Regions from separate parts of the Homo sapiens genome. Here region 2 is linked to region 1. The links are chromatin loops, found by intact Hi-C in ENCODE. Cell type or tissue: Caco-2. All regions are shown on one strand. Links, peaks and the distances in the headings refer to the core of each region. The heading gives the core; the rest is flanking DNA. Region 1 overlaps ARB2A (ARB2 cotranscriptional regulator A). Region 2 overlaps ARB2A (ARB2 cotranscriptional regulator A).

The links. Hi-C counts contacts between places; a loop is a spot of excess contacts. Peaks named below come from ENCODE experiments on the same cell type or tissue, not always from the same donor. Only the 100,000 strongest peaks of a DNase experiment are listed, where the experiment ranks them.
Region 2: a loop joins it to region 1, with 4 times the contacts of the local background. A loop is called at or near these places in 2 of 110 quality-filtered maps.

Annotation. Positions count from the first base shown.
Region 1 is chr5:94,093,930-94,096,736 of GRCh38, forward strand. All of the region lies in intron 1 of ARB2A (ARB2 cotranscriptional regulator A), which reads right to left. Among named protein-coding and RNA genes, the nearest start is that of ARB2A, 16 kb to the right of the region's middle. In Caco-2, for the core only: no CTCF peak of the experiment used is centred there; a DNase peak (open chromatin) is centred at 1,292.
Region 2 is chr5:93,898,102-93,900,908 of GRCh38, forward strand. The region is part of intron 6 of ARB2A (ARB2 cotranscriptional regulator A); the gene reads right to left. Among named protein-coding and RNA genes, the nearest start is that of POU5F2, 160 kb to the left of the region's middle. In Caco-2, for the core only: a CTCF peak has its summit at 1,106; no DNase peak of the experiment used is centred there.

The DNA of each region.
Region 1 (2,807 bases), core at 266-2,765:
TAGAAAGAAGGAAGAAAAGGGTGATGCCCCAAACCAGTGCCAAACTTAGAAAGGCAAATTCCACTCCATCATTAAGGTTCAAGAATAATCTCCTTTGGTTTGACACTCTGTTCTCCAGGCCCTCTCTATTTTCCAGTTCCAAAGCCACATGTACATTTTAAGGTATTTGGTAGAGCAACATCCCAATTCATGGTATTACAATTTGTATTAGTCTAGTCAGGCTGCCATAACAAAACTGCATAGACTGGGTTGCTTAAACAAGATAAATTTATTTTCTCACAGCTCTTGAGGCTAGAAGTCCTACATCAAGGTCCAGCAGGGTTGGTTGGTTTCTGATAAGCGCTCTTTTCCTGGTTTGCAGATTTTTGCTTTCTCACCATGTCCTTACATGGTAAAGAGAAAGTGACCAGGAGAATGGCCTCTCTGGTGTCTCTTCTTACGAAGACACTAATCCTATGGGACCAAGGTCCCATCCTATGACCTCATTTAACCTTAATTACTTGCTTACTCCAAATGCAATCATATTGGGGTTAGGGTTTCAACATACAAATTGGAGGGACATAATTCAGTCAATAGCAATTAGAAAGGAAAGTATCAGGGGACTGTAATATGTTTAGGGACATTCGTATTATAATAGTCTTGATATTTTCCCCAATATCCTCTCATCTTAGAAGATGCATTACTTCAACAATGTGGTATGTTTATCCCTGCTTTCAAATAGAAAAGCCAATTTTGTCCCAAATTAGAGAAAGAAAGAAGCAGAGAAAGATGATGCAAAGGGTTTTTTGCACCTAGAGAGACAGACAGAACAGTCCACAAAAGAAACTACCCCACTTCTCACACCATTGTAAGTTCAGAGGATTCCCAAAACCATTCTCAGTTTCCATAATTTGCTGGAAAGACTCACAGAACTCACTGAAAGCTATTATATTCCCAGTTACAGTTTATTACAGGGAAAGGATATAGATTAACAGGAGCAAAGAAAAGGTGCACATAAGACAGAGACTAGGAGGGTACCAAACATGGAACTGCCATTGTCCTCTCCCCATGACGTCATGATCACGTCATTCTCCTGCTTTCTGTTTAACAATACACACAGAGTATGGCCAACTAGGAAGGCTCACAGAAGACAGAGTGTTCAGAGTTTTTCTTGGGACTCTGTTACTTAGGCATGAATGACTAATTGACTGCCCACATGGTTGAGGTCAGCCTCCAGGTTAACTGATATCACTTGACCAAAAGCCCCACCCTAAGTCACATAGTTAGTATTTCTGGCATGGGCAGCCCCCACCCAAAGACTGTAATAGACACAGCCAGCCCTGATCCTCAATCATACCATTAGTGTGGCCCAAGGCATTATCATCCGTAAAGTGAGGGCAAAGGCCAGACTTCTGTTTGGGCAAGATTATGTTTTTTACTAAATCGAGATAAGAGTAACCATTCAATAGTTCCTACTGCTTACAGAGGCAAGTCCAAGCTCCTCAGCAAACTATACAAGCCTTCTCTGCCCACCGCTTATGCACACACAGATAGCCATGACATGGCTCCTATTTCCTTCTTCAACTCCATCTCTCACTACAATCAAATTTTTTCCTCTACTAATTGCAAATTCCTTTTAGTTTTTACAAACATTAGACTGCTAATAGCTATTTCTTCTATCTAGAATGTCTTTCTGCTTTATTTTAAATGATCCATCCTTAAGTTCTCAACTTAGGGATAATTTTCTCCAACTCCAGGAAAAGCTTTACAACACTCCCATAGTATCCTATACATACTTCCATCTATCATAATACAAAACATTATACTAAAGTCTTACCTTCGTAGTAGACACCCAACCAGAAGGTTAATATCCTCAAATATGAAGTCTAGATTGCCTTATCACTAGGTATACATCTATTACTGATTCGAATAACTGAGAATCTGTTTTTTTTCCCTTATCTAGACCTTAGGCCTTTCCCTGCTCATTTATCTCTCCCGCTCTCCATCTCTTCTGAGACCAGAGTCTTATCCCCGTTCAGCCAATCCCTACTGAAAGAAATCCTTTCTTTTCTATCCCAACATCCTCTACCAGCCTGATCTGACCTTTCTTCCCATCAATTCTCAGATATGACCATTTAATCAAAGTATTCCAATTACAGCAGAGTGTATTAAACCAAATGGATCAAGATTATTAACAAAATTCCAAACTACTTAATTCCAGAGTCATTTCCATAGTACAGGCAAAAATGATGATATCAAGAAGAATGGGTAATTCAAATCAAGAGAGCATCTAATCTAACCATCAATCTTTTCACATTTTTTACTTGCCTCATCTTAGATTATACTCTTGGTCACAATTGTAGCTTGCTCCACATTTTATACAAGCACATAAAACTAAGCTATGCTTTGTAGAGGAAAGGGGTATCACTTGTATGCCTTCATTAACTTGGATATTTACTCTGAACTGTTCTTTTTTAATACAAATAGTGTGTCTCCTGAGCTACAAGTATCTTTTCTACTGTTTTCTTATACTTGATTACATATGATGGCAATAAGATTGGCAGGGAATAGGAATACTAGCTATATCCCAAGTAGCTAGTAGTTACACTGGTGGTTATAATCATCCCTATAAAGAGCCATTAAAGGGCCTTACAAGGGCCCAAATCCACAGTCTTAGTCTTGTTAGCACCTCTTTAACTTCTAAGCAAAGCAAAGCTTGGTCCATTATCAATCTAGACGATGATTAAATAAATATACAGAGAAAGAAGAGCCACGATGGCCAGCTAAAAGGAGGGAGGAAGAGCTTCTCCCATCGAGAGAACAGACCA
Region 2 (2,807 bases), core at 120-2,619, 200 kb before region 1:
ACAATTTTAAGGATTCTCATCATAAGATGAATACTAGTATGTCCAAAATGAGACATACGATTTCTTATAATCTGAGTATATTCTTTCAACTGAAGTATGTTCTTTTAGATACTTTTATTTTCTTCATCATTGTCTTTTATGCATGATCTTCCTGGATTTTCCTTACTATCTTTTTGTTTTGTTTTGTTTTGTTTTGTCTGTGTAAATTATTTAACAATTCTCAGAGCCAAACCTTAAGCATGACTGTTTCCATTACCCATAGCACAAGTGACATACACATATGGTACTCTCCTGCTCCTCACATGCACCTTTCTTTCTGTATCTTCTTTTGTTTGATGTACTCTTACCCCTATTCTCTTTCATTCTCAACCTTCCTTCTCACTTTTCTGAGGCTTAACTTAATTTTGGGTAGTGGCAGCTCTTAGCAGTGATAAACCTCTTTAGTGACATACAGAGTGAAAACGACCAATTGTCCATGTTATGTACAGTAAGAAAGCTCGAAATCAACCAAATTGCTAAGTAAAAGATATTCATTTGGTCACCTTTCTTCTGAGTCAATATGGGAACTATTCTCAAGTAATTTTAACAACATACATACACAAAAAATGATATGATTGGCTTAAGGCAGGTCTGAAAGCCAGTGAGAAATTATATAATCTGCACAGCCGTTAGAAAGTTTAATACATGGCTCAAGAATAAAAATTTGTAAATAATAACAATAGCTAGCACTTACTGATTGCTTACCATGTGACATGTACATAAAGCACTTCACATGTATCATCTCACTTAATCATTCCTAAAACCCTGCAGACAGATATTGTTCATATCCTTATCTTACAGCTGTTAACACAGTAAATAAATGGTAGAAATGGGATCAGAGTCTAGTTGGACTCTAGAGCTCACACCATTGACCAATATAACATGCTACATAATGTTTATTAGTTTTAGCTTATGGTAAATAGTTCCTAATTTTAATTATAATGATTTGCTGCTGCTTTTGAATTCTCAAGTGACAAAAATCATGATTCCATAGCACATATATATAGATGGCACTTCTGGCATTAACTCTGTAATGACCATATGTCACCCCTAGGGGTCAGATATATTTTAAAAGGTGAAATTAGAAACATTTGGTATCCATTAGCTAAAGAGCAGCTCATCTACCTACAAACTCTGTCACATTGCTAAAATGACAGCTTAGAGCAGTATGCATGATGTGTTTCAGGTGGTCTTCTAAGAAGATCCTAAAATAAGATCACTAAAATAGGAAACCCTTGTCTGTAAAAGTTCTTTTTCGTTCTGGTGATCAAGTTTCCCTATATATTAATGGAAGAAAAAAGCAGCAAGGGTTTAGGCTTAAAAAAAATTTTGATTATGTAGTCATTTTCCTGAGTTGAATTTAAAAGTGGCTATTATAGGCAGAACAAGATTTTTTGCTTTTAGTTTGCATTTGAAAACAGTGGCAAAAAGTGAAGGACATAAGAGGGGAACAGGAGTCTCCCGATCAACTTTAGAAATATCTATAAAGTTACTTAAGAGATTAGGACAATGTTCTTTAACAGTTAGACTGTAAGCACATGGATTAAACTATGTCCCTATTGATGGGTGATTAGGATAGTTTAATCACATGATTATTACTAGGTTAAACAGAAGAAGCCGGTTAAATGTCACATAGTAGATTATGCCAGTAGTAATAGTTTTAATGACATGCATATAATTCTTTACTTGTACTTTTTGGTGCCTATGGAGTACTTGAAAACAACAAAACTAGTTTGGGAAAAAAGTAAATATTAGCACAAACATTTTTCTATATTCAATAAATGTTGTTTAGATACACTAATTGGCTCTAACAGAAAGAAACCATTCAAGTGATAATAGAAATATTGACAAAGGCATAATGTGATTACTTCAATGAATGCTAGGTAGCTGATGACATATACTTAGTGATTAAAAAAATCAAACTAATATGGACAACTCTTTCAGGAATCCATAAATCAATTAATCAAGTAGTTTCTGAATTGCTACTATGTGTAGAACATGGCATTAGGCTTGAAAGTAACATAAATACTTTTTCAAAGAGTATTATTTTGAAAAACAAAAAATACTATTTTGGGTCTTTTTTAATTTGAGGAAGGCTCTTTGCTCAGATAATATCTAATAAAGTATTAAGGTAAAAATAAAAAGTAAACAAAGTAAATTCCACACTTAAAGATAAGAATGTGATACATGGGCTGGGAGGGGTGGCTCACGCCTGTAATCCCAGCACTTTGGGAGGCTGAGGTGGGTGGATCACAAGGTCAGGAGTTCGAGACCAGCCTGACCAACACGGTGAAACCCCGTCTCTACGAAAAATACAAAAATTAGCCAGGCTTGGTGGTGCGCACCTGTGGTCCCAGCTACTCAGGAGGCTGAGGCTTAAAGAGAATCGCTTGAACCCATGAGGCAGAGGTTGCAGTGAGTCAAGATCATGCCACTGCACTCCAGCCTGGGCGACAGAGTGAGACGCTGTCTCAAAAAAAAAAAAAAAAAAAGGTAATATGTGATTCTACTATAAGATAAATAAATGGTACAGTATCTAGTGGTTTTAGAGTACAATAACTTTAAGCATTTTTTTCAGTGGAGAAGTACAGACAAACAATATTCACATAAGTTTATCAGCCATAAAACTAAAATAAACCAGTAAAACTCAAGAAGCAAAATTGAGCAATAGTATATAAAATTAAATTAAAGTATTTAACAGTTGGTTTTAATTGTGAAATTCTAGGATTAGTTGCCTTACTTTAGGAAGAAATCTCACAATGGTAATG